Linked DNA regions of Homo sapiens: region 2 is linked to region 1. Evidence: read pairs that join two places in POLR2A ChIA-PET (ENCODE). Cell type or tissue: Caco-2. All regions are shown on one strand.

Evidence for each region. ChIA-PET counts read pairs that join two places held together with the same protein. Peaks named below come from ENCODE experiments on the same cell type or tissue, not always from the same donor. Only the 100,000 strongest peaks of a DNase experiment are listed, where the experiment ranks them.
Region 2: POLR2A ChIA-PET joins it to region 1 with 17 read pairs; 3 of 35 experiments call an interaction of 5 or more read pairs at or near these places.

The regions. Positions count from the first base shown.
Region 1 is chr2:68,931,511-68,939,510 of GRCh38, forward strand. No RefSeq gene overlaps it. Among named protein-coding and RNA genes, the nearest start is that of GKN2, 17 kb to the right of the region's middle. In Caco-2, no CTCF peak of the experiment used is centred here; no DNase peak of the experiment used is centred here.
Region 2 is chr2:68,808,911-68,816,910 of GRCh38, forward strand. It overlaps ARHGAP25 (Rho GTPase activating protein 25), which reads left to right. Exons shown (of 11, transcript NM_001007231.3): 6 at 4,377-4,509; 7 at 7,379-7,452. Among named protein-coding and RNA genes, the nearest start is that of LINC01888, 19 kb to the right of the region's middle. RefSeq lists an enhancer at 6,627-7,127. In Caco-2, no CTCF peak of the experiment used is centred here; a DNase peak (open chromatin) is centred at 3,537.

The DNA.
Region 1 (8,000 bases):
AGGAGGAACTGTCAGACATGTATGAAACCACCATATCTCGTGAGAACTAACTCGCTATCACGAGAACAGCATGGGAGAAACTGCCCCTGTAATCCAGTCAGCTCCCAACAGGTCCCTCCCTCAACACATGGGGTTTATGGGGATTACAATTCCAAATGAGATTTGGGTGGGGACACAGAGCTTAACCATATCACCCTGCAATGTGTACCCTAGTTTCTTAGAGAAACTAGTGAAAAAAAAGGGGGGGCTTTTCTCATCTGTGGCTACTGTTGTTTTTATACTCAGTCCCCACCCACCACCCTGAGACCTGGAATATGAGTTCACTAGGGACTGCACCGGCGACAAATTTGAGCCTGAAACATCACAATGTCATTAAACTGCTCCTCCCTCTCCAGAGTTTGTTACTGGATTAGGACTGTGTCCCAGCCCCCTCTTTCCTGAGCAGATCTACCCTGAAAGAATCTTTGGGCACTTGGAGGATTACCAAGAAGTCTTTAAGTAATGTCTAAATCCCAGCTGGGACTCAAAACTCTCTCGCAATAAATAAAACTCTCCTGCAAGAATTCCATCCTTGCTCAAGAGTCCTTTCCCAGTGAGAGGAGATCTAAAACAGAGGTCAAATTTCCTGGTCTCCTTGTTTCGAGAAAGGCACTCCATTGACAGACTTCCCTTTAGGGGGAACATCTTAATTTCCTTACCAGTCCTTTCCACCCCCGATGGTGCCACTTCTAATTCTCCCTGCCACTCCTGCTTCTCTGCAGTCTAGGGAAGAGCCAGCTGTGTCCAAACTCAGGACCGTGGGTATGGGTGAGCTGGCTCGCCAGCCACAGGAGGCAGCTGCCCAGTGTTCATTTTCTGGCTACCTGCTCACTCTGTGCTCTCAGTTTCCTTTCCAAGAGATCAGGAGCAGTGCCCCTTATCCTGCCTGGAATGTGCTGCTTCTCCTTGTCCTGCTGTCTGCTTGGGGCGGAGAGACCCACCCCATAACATAACCCATATGTCAGTAGTTATTTGTGTGGAGCCCCTCCATTGGACTGAGTTAGTTTGGGCGATGCTTTACACAGAGGCAGTACCCCAGCCGTCCACAGCAGGCAGAGCTGTAGCTGTCCATGGACTTACATCCTCCCCATCCCTGAAGGAAGACCACAGCACTGGGTCCTCTGGCCTGGCTCCAGGCACCAGGCAGCTGGAACCCGGGCCTTTCAGTGCTGATGGGCTCTAGCCATGGCCAACTTGTATGTATCTTGAGACTGCTGAAGACTGGATGGGCCTCCTTTTTATTTTGTGTTTTAAATTTTAAAAATATATGAACATTTTTATTGAGTTATACAATGAAGTGCAGATTTTAAGTGCACAGCTCAATGAATGTTTACATATATTCATCCAATGTAGCCATCAACCAGAGGAAGAGAGAAGACTTCCAATGCCCCAGAAGGCTTTTTCATGCCACTCCCAGGCAATAGCCAACCTCGCCCTTGGCCCCAACGGAGTGGAAAGGGATAGTAATGGAATTATCCTTTAATTTATCCTTAGCATAATGGAATATGCTGAGGAGTTCTCAGCAAAAATCAAACACACTCTGGCAAGTCTCTTGAGATGGGAGTCAACTGCAGATGGTAAGGGGCTGGTGAGTAGCCCCAGGATTCTCCCTATTGTGATTAGTTTGGGTCAAACAGGAGAAAAGAGAAGCTAACAAAGGTCATGAATAAGAGGACAGGATGATTGTCCATTGACCAGGCATTGCTTACCTAAGGCCATGTATGGGTGTAGCAACAGTAACTTTTTAGAGGAAGATTGAGGGGTGAGCTGCATCATTAGAGGCAGTGAGGGGTGAATTCTTGGGGTGTCCCTTTTTGAGGTCATATGCTACTGCATGAGCTGGAAGGGCCATGCAGCAGCCAGGGAATCCTTCCCTAGTGGTTAAAAGCATGCTGAGGAAATGGGCTTACCACCTTAAAATGGGATACACCTAGATCCTAAACGCCAAGAAGCACTCGATTCCATTCCTGAATGTGTGCTGAGCCCTGTGCATCAGAGTTGCTGCAACATCGGACATTTCCCCAAGAGCCAAGGGAGAATTAGGGACAGTGTCTGGACTGATAAGAAGGAATGGCAGGCCAAAGAGAGCTGGGCAGTGAGCTTCAAGTGACATTTGCTTGAAGTTATCCTAGGAGTAGCCCTCAGTATTGGGTTTCTGCAGCGTGAGTAAAGGAAGGTGGTGAGCCTGGAATTTGCAAAAGGGTTTTAGGGGTGAAAGAAGTGGAGACAGCAGCGCTGGGTGGGCCCAGGTCTGGAGGCATGTGTACTCACTGGAGTTATCCAGCCTTTTTCAGGTGTATCTGTAAGAAATGCTTTCAACGGTGAAAAAAGAGAACTCAGTCACAGTGGCCTAAACAGGTAGATACTGATCCAGGAAGGAAGTCCCAGCTGGAGCAGCTCTGGAATAATGCAGTCAGGCATTCTAGCTCTTTCTTTCTTTCCCGAATCTTCCTTATCTAGGATTGTTGCCTCATGGTCCTAAAATGGCCAATCATCTCCTGACATCAGCCTCATATCCTCATTGAGGGAAGGATGATAGGAACACACAAAGGGCAGAGTCACATGCCAGCTGAGTCTGTTACTCCTTATTAGGAAAGAAAAATCTTTCCTGAAAGCCCCACTTAGCAGATTTCTACTTATAACTCATTGGCAGGAACCGAGATCATATGGCCACCCACAGGCCAATCATAGACTGAGGAAAATGATACTGCTTTATTGTCTTAAAAGAAACCAAGACTGATTTAGCCCAGGGCTTTCTCAGCCTTGGCACTGTAAACATTTGAAGCCAGAACATTCTTTGTTGTAGGGCGGTGCCCTGGGCATTGTAGGATATTTAGCAGCATCTCCGGTGTCTACCCATTAGATGCCAATAACGTACCCTCCAGCTGTAACAATCAAAAATATCTCCAAACACCACTAGACGTCTCCAGGGGAGGGGAGAAAAATCACACCCCAGTTGAAAACTACTGATTCAGACTAATCATGATTAATCCCCTGGAACTAAAGGAATATATTTTCTAAAATTAAGGGCTTTTTTTTTGTTGCTACTTAAATTGGAGCTGTGGGGTTGGGTAATCAATGGACTGGTTTTGCCACAGAGTATTAGACAACTCTTACCAGCAATAGATGAATAAGCATTTCTTTTAAAGGTCATATCCTCGTTAGTTTCTGCCTGTTTGGGGTAACTTTATTGTCTTCAAATGGCTACTATTTATATTTTTTTCCAGGTTTACAATTGTTATGGAAGGCATGTTAGTCTGATATAAGCTACTTCATCATTATTAGAAGCTAGAAGTCTCAATATTTTATTAATTCACCAATTTATATTTATTATGTTTGAGTTAACAAATGCTTGAATTCATTCATTGAGTCAGTTATCCAAACAGACATTTGTATAATAAAGTATTTGTCTGGGTCCATGTATTCTAATCCTGGGAGCTCTGAATGAACAAATCCTATTTAATTCTATCTCAGATGAGCAAACGAGTTTGCGTGACATGTGACATGTCATTTACTGTAAGAAACACAATTGTATGGGAAATAACAAAAATAAGAACCTCATCTACATGCCTCACCCAGCTTCCTGCAAAAGCTCCATTGGCACACTCATATCCTGGGCCCAGTTGCTCCTTCAGGCCAGCTTTTTTTTAAAAAAAAAAAAAAAACACAAACATCAGTATATTTTATGTGCATACATATGAAAAGGAAGACAGAGGGACCAATGAAGACTCAGAGCAGGCAGTACGCACACACACTGGTCATGTGTCCTTTTCAAGAGCTGCCCATTTGGGAGACAGTCTCACCCACCTCAAAGGTCCTTTTGCAGAGCCAGGGCCTGCAGCTCCTCCAGGTCTGGGGTGGCCTCAAGGTGGAAGGTACTCTCCCTGCTGCAGCTCCTCTAAGGGCTGGGCCTCTTACTTGTCTTCACTGAGGATGATGCCTACACACTCCAGAGCTTCATAAATGCAGGTTCTCATGAACTGATCCACTCAGTGGATGCCTTCCCAGGAGATCCATGCGGAGTGAGGGACCAGGACTAAAGGGTTTCGTGGGCACTCCCTAGGTATTACTGCTGTGAATAAGCATAGACCATTGTGACTCACTGGCATCGAAGAGGGCATAGGGCACATGGGACGGGATGCCTAGCAGATGTCAGAAGCGGTTCAACCATGCAGGGCAGCACATTGTTGTCTGTAACTTAGAGATGCTGCTGTGTCCAGTGGAGAGAGACCCAGGACAGCAGAGGTTCATGAACAGCCAGCAGACACTCCCCACCAGCACCCCTACTGTTTGGCAGGGCTGTGATTACTCCAAACTTTGAATCCCTGGGCACTAAGGGATTGGGGATCTAATACCCTGCAAAGCAAGTTGAAGTCTGGGCTATCACTAGTGAGATCTGAACCAGTATATCCCGTGGTCAGACAGGCAGCATTGCATTTGCTGTCTCCCTTTGCTGAAGGATTGATGCCCTATGACGGGAAATGGGAGCAACAGGACACCTAGATGAAGCAGCAAACACAATGCTGGATGTTGCCAAGCACACAGGTGTACCCCAGAACCTCCTGCACTTGGGAGCTTACAGGACCCAGAGAGAAAATGGTGCCAGGGAATGCCCACAAGTCCACATCTGAAGCAGCGAGACCCGCTGGGCCATCCGAGGGCTAGCTCTGGCTGAGAATTAAGGAAGTATCAATAAGCTGGTCACTGGACTCAGTTGTGGAATGGGAGTGTGAAGGTGGGTGGTGTGGTCTAGGGGCCCACATGGAAGACCTGGAGGGGTACTGGGATCCAGGAGACTGAGACAACATGGAGCTGGGGAGAGAACCAAGGAAACAACCCAGAGAGAACAGTGAAGCCAGACAGTATTCTCCTTCTGGAATCTTCTCCAACTGTAGATGAGAAGCAGTCTACCTCCCCCCGCCCCACCCCACTGAAAGCCTGGTTCCCTGTAACCCTCAAAGCCCTGGAATTGGTACCATAATAAAACCAAAAGGAGAGCTGGCCCTGCAGAAAGTATTAATAGTTCATCCCTGGATTTGAGGAGCCTGCCCAGGCAGGAAACAGGCTGGGAAATTCCCTTCATTCTGCCCAGGAGATGGCTAATTGCAGAAAAATCCTGCCAAAGGCAGAGTCTGCAAGCCTTTCTCCAGAACTGGGACACCACTGCTTCCCTTCCCACCACAGCCTGCCCCAGCCTGCACCCCGGGTGGTGCTATCTACAAGGTGCAGGTAGGGAAGCCAGCAGGGAAGAAATTAGCCTTCTCCTTTTTAAAAATCATTTTAAAAGTGGCAATATCTGCTGTGGAGTGTGGTAGTACCACTTTTTAAGTGATTCATAAAAAGGGAAATGCTAATTTGTACTTGAGTCCTAGTGTGGTCAAGAAGGGACCATGTACCATGGGATGGGCCACTTTCTAAAAGTCCCTACCCCTCGGGGAATGAGGAACAGAGCTGAAGTAGGCTAGAGTAAGGATTTTACCTGTCCACTGCCAGCAAAGGACCTGTCACAGGAGAAAGGGGGTTGGGGAAACCAAGATGACAATGCCTATAAGTGTGGCATGGTTAATACTGTGTAAGGAGTAAGCTCAAAGCATCAGCCTCACTGGGAGGGGTGTGGAGAGAGGGGAAGCCCTGAGGAGGTTTTGCTACAGGGCTGGGAGTATGGCCAAACCAGAACTAATCCCCTCCCACAAACCATTCTCCAAAGAGCCTTCCACAGCTGAAAGGTCCTCCTCTCTCTTTCTCCCCCGTTCTCCATGGGTTTCCAATGCTGGATACCTGCTCCTCCATCCCGCAGAAAGCTAGATTGCTCGGCTGGCTTGAAAATAAACTAGTCAGGGCACAGATGACCTAGAACTCTGCCTTTTCCCTATCAAACTAACTTGCCTCTAGGTCCCCATTGTGGATCCACAAGGCCATTCCAGCCTGACTGTGCATTGGAGGATACCATCAGTTCTCAGCTGGGCCACTATGAGGAGAGAGCACTGCCAGAACCCACTAGACTCTGGGCAGGGAGGCATAACTCAGCTCAAGCCAGCTTTTGTAGTCTGACCAACTCTTCCAGCATCCTGGGTGCTTTGTGGTATTCGGTCCAGGTTTGCTCCTTCTCCCTGATGGCCCAGAGAGGGTCTCTGGCTTGAGCATCCAGTAAGTTAACGGAGTCGATGTCTACTTTTTTCAGTCTTTAAGAGGGGGCTAATTATGGAAAAAATATAACCAAAGCCCCAGCTGCATTGTAGCTTCCATTTAGACACATTCCTTTTAGGGTGTGCCTGTTATCCTCCACTGGCTGCTCCTAACACGTATTCAGCATGACAACAGCAAAGAGGAGAGTTAGAGAGCAAATGCTAAAAATAGGAGCAATGCTATAAAAATTAATGAGGATAACACATCTCTAAGCAGTAGATTCCAAAGGAGTTTACCAGTCATAACACCCCTTCCTGCACCCCAACTTCCTATCCCTAATGCTGGCCACAGGATTGTGCCCCACATGAGCCAATTAGGATCATATACTTTTAAAATTAAAAGTAATTTGAAATTAGAACTAAAAGGAGTCCTTTTCTCTCTGATGATCAAGGTGGGAAGATGAGGACCAATAGCGGTTGACTATAGTGTAGTTCACAGTGGTATTGACTCTATCCTCATGGAGAAACCCAGTGTAAGATACTGAGGTTGAATGTAGAGAGGAAAGTTGAGACATGGAAAGAGAGTGTGTGGTCACCTTCAAGCATCTAGTTCCACTGCTCAAGACCAGAGTATCTCTTTTCTTCCATGGTTAGTTATATGAGACAGTAAATTCCCCCTTGGCCTCAGCAAATTTGATTTGGTTTGCATCACTTGCAAACACCAAAGCCCCAGCTCAGACACTCTACCATTCATTTGGCACTTTATTGTGCATTCATTACTGTTGTTATCAAGTGTTTTCATACTAATGCTTATTTCCCCAACAAGAAAATAACTTTGGCAGCTATGGTAGCTTTGCCTTGGGCCTCTTCCCCCAGCATACCTGTTCCAGTGCTGAGTACATTGATGACTGTTAAGAAGTAGATGTACAGTTTTAGAAATAAAAGTAGTAAATGGCACATAGAAATTATTTTTTAAATGTTATTAAACTCCTTTTACGAAACAATCAGAGGAACCCCAAAACTTTCCTGGCCAGTTTTCAACTGTATTTGAGTTTCCAAAGTGACAATTGATAAGGAGAATTGGAAAAACCTATTTGTTGTTGCATTTAAAAAAAAAAATCAGTGTTTATTTTATGTGCAGGGAGTATACATGCGGGTTTCTTACATGGGAATATTGTGTGATGTTGATGTTAAGTATACACATCCCATCACCCAGGTACTGAGCATAGTACCAGATAGGTAATTTTACAACCTGAATCTTCCTCTCTCCCTCCTTCCTCTAATAGTCTGCAGTGTCTATTGTTCCCATGTTTATGTCCACGTGTACTCAATGTTTAGCTCCCCCTTATAAGTGAGAACACATAGTATCTGGTTTTCTCTTCCTGCATTAATTTGCTTAGGATTATGGCCTCCAACTTCATCCATGCTGCTGCAAAAGACATGATTTCATTCCTTTTCATGGCTGTGTAGTATTCCGTAGTATATATGTACCACATTTTCTTTATCCAATCTACCATTGATGGGCAGCTGGGTTGATTTTTGTCTTTATTATTGTATATAATGCAGCAACGAACATATGAGTGCATGTGTCTTTTTGGTAGAATGATTTATTTTCCATTGAGTATATACTCAGTAATGAAATTGCTGGGTCAAATGGTATCTGTGTTTTAAGTTCTTTGAGAAATCTCCAGACTGATTTCCAGGGGCTGAACTAATTTACATTCCCACCAACAGTGTATAAGTGTTCCTCTTTCTCCACAGCCTTACCAACACCTGTGGATTTTTTAACTTTTTGATAATAGCCATTCTGACTGGTGTGAGATGGTATCTCTTAGT
Region 2 (8,000 bases), 120 kb before region 1:
GAGGCTGGAAGAAGGAAAATTACCTTACCTTGCGACATCTCCACCCCTAGAAGTGAGGGGTAGGGTTTTTACACATCCAGAAATAGGAAAGGTCATCGGGGGCTTTTCAGGGGCTTCGCAGGGGCAACTCTTAGGTCCACATAACCCTTGAGAGGACAAGTCTGATTTGGGAGGTATGACTGACTCTTATTTGATTCTTATTATTTAGTTACATTTGGGCATATTTAGGAGAGACCAGGTCTTCTCTCTCCTATTCCACTCATGATTCTGAAAACCCTCTTTTCCCCTTTTTCTGCCCTCTCTCCACCCCCTTTTATACTCCCCTACTTCTCATTCCATGGTGTGTTTTGGTGTTGAGGGCTGTGCCCCGCAATGGGCAGAGCATAGAATGCCGGATGCATAGGGTAGGGAAAGGAGGGGAGGGGCTTACAGGGATCAGGCTGACTTTGGGATCATAGAATTGACAAAACCAATAACTCAAGACAGGTCAACAAAACTGGCAAATTAACTCTGAAGTGAAAGTGACCAGTGTTAGATGATTTCCTGAGAGTGATTCTGGCCTGGGAGTGGGAGAGGAAGAGACCAGCCTTGAGACAGTGTTAACCTGAATTGTGTGTGGGAGTTCTGAAGAGGGGCAGTGTGAAAGGGGGTGGAAAGAGGGCAGGAAAGGGGGAAAGGGAGGGTTTTCAGAGTCAAGAGCAGACCAGGAGTGAGAAGCTATGGTTGTAGCTTTTTCTGCCTCCTATAAAAGGAATTCTAGGAGTCAGTGGGTGGAAGAAGGGGTATTTGGGAGAGCAAGGAGCTCCCTCTTGCTGTCCCCAACTTCACGGCTGTGGGAACTCACCCAGATCCTCTGCATTGGTTATGTGCTGGATTCCACCCCAAGATGCCCCCATTACCTCACTAGAATGAAGGTGAGCAAAGTTGCTGTTTGGTGAGACTAGTGCAGGTCTTTCTGGTCTCCTTAGACACAAAAATGTGAACTTTAAAATCTCCTTGCCAAGTTTCTACCAGGATGGACACTGCCTGGCTACAAAGCTAACACACTTCTCACCCCTATGTGTCTGTGAGAAATGCACTTACAGACATGCCACATTACAAGCATCAATGCCCCCAGGGAAGGGCTGGCAGAACCATCTGAGTCTTGGGTAATCCCTAGTGCATCAGCCGTTGAACCCAGAAGCCACCTGGCTCCTGACTTACTCTTAGCCCTTGATTAAAAAAAAAAAAAAAAAAAGAATCATTTAAGGGTGCTCTATTGGGTTAGAGGAACAGCAAACTCAGAAAAAATAATGCTACAAATTTAGACCATAAAATAGACATCTGAGTTAGCCCTAGTACAATGGGGTGCTCACATTAAAATAAAAATTTATAGAAATAATTGTTTAAGTTCCATGGTGTTAAGTGCTAAAAAGGAAACTCAACACTATGAAAACTTAGAACAGGGGCTTTTCACATGGTCTTGTGTATTTAGGGAGGTCCCCAAGAAAATGACATTTAAGCTGAGACCCAATAAACAAGAATGAGAGTTAGCAAGGCCCAGCAGTGGGCATGGCTTGTCAGGATTATTTTTGGTGAAATGAACTGGGAAGCTTTCTGTAAGTTTCAGTGTTGTAAGATGATTTATATAGCTAATTTTGCTCTTTTATTATAACTTTGAAGTATCCATGGTGTAGCTGTATTTATAATCCCTTTCTCTTTTCTAATGATGGATGCTTTTGCTGTCTAAATTTCTCCTGATTAAACTGTCTAGGTGTCTTTTTTATTGTTGTTGTTTCTCTTCAAAAGTTCAAAAGATCCAATTTCTTTTCTTTTCTTCTCTTTTTTTTTTTTTTTTTTTTTGAGACCAAGGCTAGAGTGCAGTGGTTTCACCCAGGCTAGAGTTCAGTGGTGTGATCTTGGCTCACTGCAACCTCTGCCTCCTGGATTCAAGTTATTCTCCTGCCTCAGCCTCCTGAGTAGCTGGGATTAAAGGCACCTGCCACCACGCCCAGCCAATTTTTGTATTTTTAGTAGAGATGGGGTTTTGTCCTGTTGGCTAGGCTGGTCTCGAACTCCTGACCTCAAGTTCTCCACCCGCCTTGGCCTCCCGAAGTGCTGGGACTACAGACATAAGCCACTGTTCCCAGCCAGGATCCAGTTTCTTGAATTATCCTTTACACTGTTTCTTCCCTTTCAAACTCTGTTTTCTTCACTCATTCCATTGGTGTGTTTTGGTGTTGAGGACTGTGCCCTAGAGTGGGCAGAGTATAGAATGCTGGAGGCATAGGGTAGTGAAAGGAGGGGAGAGGCTTACAAGGATCAGTGTGACTTTAGGATAATAGAATTGAAGGGATTTGGAAGACTGATTGGATGGGGGTGAAGGAGAGGTCCCAATCAAACAGGAGTCCCAGGATGCTGATAGAGACAAATGGGTGGATTGCAGTGTAGGGACTTTAGGAAGATGCAACTTTTGGACTTTGGGAGAATTCTGCTCCTGCAAATTGTCAGCTGACTGTCTTTCTGCCACTTTCTCGGGAACTTCTCATAACATATTTTGACAAAAGTACTTTTTCTAGCCTGGCTTTGCCTTGGGTATTTTTGGGCAGTGACTCAGCAGGGAAGGATTTTCCAGAATCCCCATGTTAAATGAATGGTTCCTACCCCAGATTTCCTGAGGGCAGCCATGGAGCATAGAGTGGGCTCTGTGCCAGCCCGTGTTCTCCTATTGAGGTAGAGTTCACAGGCTGCAAAGGGGAAGCCTTTTCAGAGACAGCTACAACAACTGGCTGTCAAAACCAAAGTAAAATGCACACAAAGCACCAAGACAGAGCTTTACAATCAAGCCCCAGTATTCTTGCTTCTGTTGCCTCACATGCCTCCCTTCTCCTCCTCTTGTCCAGATCCACCCCTCCCTTCCCTCCTAGGACCAGGAGACATGTTCTCCAGCCTATTCTATATTTCTCATCACTGAAATCAAGGAGATTCCAAGGTTATTCTGGACCTCTTGCCACATCACAGCTTTTCACGATGCTACCAGGGCTGCTACCTAAGAATGCCAGGTTTTATCAATATGAAATAAACAAACATTTCTTCAATAATCAGCTTCAGGAATATGGTAGTGAATCTTATTTTCCCTTGTAGTGTTGCAGAATCAATGCAATCGCCTTGTAAGCCAGGGGTCAACAAACTTTTCTTAATGGGCCACATATTAAATATTTAGGCTTTGCAGGCCAGATGGTCTTTATTGCAACTATAATACTCTGCTCAGTACATAAATGAACAAGTGTGGTGGTGTTCTTCTATAATTTTACTTACAGATGCTGACATCTGAATTTCCTGTAATTTTTACATCACGACACACTCTTCTTCTTGTGAGTGTTTTTTCCCCCAGCTATTTAAAAATGTAAAAATAATTCTTAGCTCCCAGGCTGTACAAATAGAGGCAGTGGGACAGATTTGGCTCCTGGCCCGTGGCTTGCCAAGCCCTCCTGTAAATGGAGAAGCTGAACTGAACAGCCGTGCCTCTTTCAGTCAATCAGGCCCACGGGGAGGCGTCCTCTCCTCATGCTCCAGGCTGACACACATGCTGCCTGCCTCATGCCCTAACTCCTCACCGCCTTTCAGAGTTCATCTGAGGTACTCTTTCATCTGACAAGTCACCTATGTGTTCCCATCTCTGCCTTGGGTGTTCTTTTTCCATACTTCCATAGGATCCTGGGTCCTGGGCTTCCCATATCATGGCATTAGCCGCACAGTATTGTAAGGACATTTTAATACTTGAGTCCCCAGAGTTCTGTGGCTCGATGGGGCCAGGGCTCCATCCCTGGATTGGATGGCTACTGATGTCCCTTGGATTGGCTACTGAAATCCCAGTGCTTGACAAGTATCTTGCAGTATCTTGCACCTAATAGGTTTTCTTGATGCTTATTGATTGAGTGAATTATTGAGTAAATACGTGAGTGAACCTCAGAACTATTTTAAGCACTCTGGAAGATTAAAGAGAAGAATGGACCAAGGATATAAAGGAGTTAACACAAGCAATATTAGAGACTAATTAGACAATGCTAATTGTGAGGCACTAAATGACTTGAAGAAAGAAGAAAGCAATAAAGACGAAAATCATTAAGGAACGTTTAGTAAAAATGTAGACCTTGAACTTACCTTTGAGGTAGTTGGGTGGAAGAGACAGAGGAACATTTATTCAAGAATGTTGTTCCAGAAGGGCGAATTAACAAAAATGTTTTGGTCTGATTCTTCTTTATCAGACTACTCCTCTGCAAAATTTCCCTTTGTAATTTATGGTTCTATTCACTGAATCATCAGAATGGAAGAGAGGAACATCCTAAAGTTTTTCTTTCAAAGAGTTTCACAGAGCGTTGCTTATTTTCTTCCAGAGACACAGATGTGCACACTGTGGCTTCCCTGTTAAAGCTCTACCTCCGAGACCTCCCAGAGCCCGTGGTTCCCTGGAGCCAGTACGAAGGGTTCCTGCTCTGTGGGCAGCTCACGAATGCGGATGAGGCAAAGGTTTGCATCTTAGAGTTAGTTGTCCTGCCTTAGAAGAAAGTGATTGGTTTTCTGGACACTAATCCAGTAGGCAACAGTGGGTCAAGGGGCCTGTACTTTTTGGTAAGATAGTCAAATGCAACTTCCTCAGCAACAAAAGGTATATGAACTCAATCATAATGACTGGCAAACCACAGCCTTCATGAGATGCAATAATCCAATAAAGAATTGGACCATAATCAAATACTGCTAGATCACATTAAAAGTAGTGAGAAAAGGAGGATACATCGGAGGACGGTTTCAAGCATGATGGCCTTGCTGAGACTTGCTGGGACACAAGGACAGGCTGGAAGGCAGGTGTGAGGTCACATAGCTCAAGCTCTACAGCAGCTGTGAGTGTCAGGCGTGGTCATCCAAGGAATGCATGTGCCAGGGAGAAGAAGGACAGGGAGGGTTTTTTGATTGTTTTTCTTTTCAGCCACAGCTGCCTGTAGGGTCTGTAACCACCATCTGCAATATGCTTGTGAGAGTGCACAAGTTCACTAACAAGATTTTTGATCCTGTATAAATTTATTTCTAGAGAGGCCTTATAGTCAACAATGACCACACTGTAGTCATGTTATTATAATCAACCAACCAACCAAACAACCAAAGAAACTGATGAAACCCAACCAACAACAATAAACCTTGATGATTTTTAAACAAGATTTTCAAATCCAAGTGATCCATGAAGAAGTTGATGTTTATATCGACTATGTTAAAAGCCCTCTCTGGCAAAATGGTGCACAGAAAAATCTATAATGAGACCTAGATTTAACCTTGATTTTGCCATTAGACAAATTATGCATCTTTTATAAGACTCAGTTTATTTACTTAGACCAATAGAACTTTCTATGGTAATGGAACTTTTATATATCTGCACCGTTCAATATGGTGACCACCAGCCACACATGGCTATTGGGCATCTAAAATGTGGCTAGTGCACCTGGGAAGCCAAATTCCTAATTTTATTTAATTTTGATTTAGTTAAATTTAAGTAGTTACATGTGGCAAGTAACTGCTATATTAGACACCACAAACTTAGATAATTTTCATAGTAATATCAGCCATGCCTAGGATTGTTTTGAGGACCCAGGGATATGATACTGGTGGGTGACTTTAAAATTTTTTTCAATATAAGGGAAGGTTTATTATCTTCCACACTTCAAAATTTATTAGATAGTCTGCTTCATAGAATATATTTATTTAAAACGAATGAAGAAATAGCACCCTAGCCCTGCAAGAAAACACAGCTGTGAGAACTTCCATCCCTGACTAAGGGTGGGGAGAGCATCATGATTTGAATAGATCCTGACATAAGAGAAAAGCTGACTTTATATTTCAAAATTAAGAAAGGAAGAGAACATGATACAGGTTTTGTAGCTCTTTTCCAAACAAAAATTAGATTGCATGGATCTGAGGTACGATATTTTGTGCGTAACTTAAGAATTTTATTGGGGGAGGGAGAAAGGGATATGAAAAGTCTTAACTTATACTGGTATATCTGCTCACCATTGTGAAAGTAATAAAATTTTATGGAATAAGGTTTAAAAGGCAGCTAAAAAGATAAACGTTTCAGATCGCATCTCACCCCTGGGTTCTGGGGAAAGTAAAGGAGGCAGCTAGATGCTGTTCTGACAATAAGATTCCCACCCCTGCACTCACTTTAGACTTGCTTCTCCCAGCTTTCTTAATCTCAGCATCTTTGAGAGTTTCCACATCTGTGGCAATGCATGTCTACACACAGGGACCAAGGTCCTTCTCACTGGTGAAAACATGGCAGAGGTGGCAGCTAGGAGGGGTGAGTCTGTAGCAACCTTTGCAATGAATTTACTCGACTCAACTGAAGAAGGGATCTCAGCATGAAGCTGATGCTACGCTAAGAAGGTCTATATCTACGGAAGCTGCTGCGTGTAGGCTGACAAGGCTGGAGGGTGCGTTTTCTGCAGGAGAGCTGCTCAGGTTTGAGGAGTGCCTGCACACCGGCATGTGAATTGTGTACTCTCTTTTTTTTTTTTTTTTTTTTTTTTTGAGATGGAGTTTGGCTCTTTCGCCCAGGCTGGAGTGCAGTGGCGCGATCTCAGCTCACTGCAATCTCCGCCTTCCGGTTTCAAGCGATTCTTCTGCCTCAGCCTCCCGAGTAGCTGGGGTTACAGCCGTCCGCCACCACGCCCGGCTAGTGAATTGTGTACTCTCACAAGCACCATGTTGCAGATGGTGATTACAGACCCTACAGGCAGCTGTGGTTGAAAAGAACACGGAAAAGCTCGCTGTCCCTCTTCTCTCCAGCACATGCATTCCTAGTAGACCTTGCCTGACATCCACGGCCATCCATTGCAGAGCTTGAACAGTCTGACCTTGCACCGTCCTCCAGCGTGGTCTGCCTGTCTCTGTGTCCCGGCATGTCTCAGATAGGCCACAGTGCTTGAAATCCTTCTCAGAAGAATCCTCCTTTTCTCACCAGTCTTAAAGTGATTCTGAGATATCTTATTGTGGTCTTATTCTTTATTGGATTGTTACCTCTCAAGCATTCATTCAGCAAACAATTAACGTATGAGTTGTTAAACAGTCCTTCCTTAGAGTAGCTCAGGGTCAAGGGTGGGGTGCAGTGGCATAATTACATATAAATAAAAGTATACATAACAAAAACTATGACCCTTTTAAAAAAAATTCTGTGAGAATTGAGTTATTTCCCTTTTTTTTTTTAAACCCACAGAACTACAGGAACAGGAATGACTGCCAAAGTGTTGTTTCTGCACAGATACACCAATTCTGTCCCAGGGTCTCCTTGCTGGCACATGGGCAGGCTCATTTACTGGTAAATGATTTACTTGTGTAAATCTCTTCCCAGGCTCAGCAGGAGTTGATGAAGCAGCTCTCCATCCTTCCTCGTGACAACTATAGTCTCCTGAGCTACATCTGCAGGTGAGAGGCCCCTGGTATCAACTCTGCAGTTTTCAACCCCATCAGAAAGAAGCTCCTAGTTAGAAGAGGAGGGACCACGTCTGTGAACAGAGAGATTCTGGTCTAGCACTTTGGAAGATCAGCTGTATTCACATAGCACTGAAGTAGCTTCCTGTATAATTTCAAGGATTCTGAAAACCTGGTTGAACCAAAAAATGAACGTGCTCCCCCATTTAGGCCTGCCTCAGCACTGCCCAGAGTCCTGGTACATGCAAGAGAACCCAGAATCCTTATAATGTTTCTAGAATGATCTCCCATCTTTGTGATTCTGAGCCGTAGCTTAGCTCCAGGGAGACATTCATTCTGGGCCACCCTGGTTATTTTCCTTCAGCCCTTTCTGGGGACCTGCTGTGCGCCACCCCTGTGGCAACTCTAGCTGTGGATTGACCCAGATCTGGCTCGGCTGGGAACTGGGATCTTCATCCCAGACTGACCTGAATTTTGTCTTTTATTTTTTAAAAATAATTTGTTGTAGTTCCTAGATTATAAAAGTCATGCTTGCTTGACTT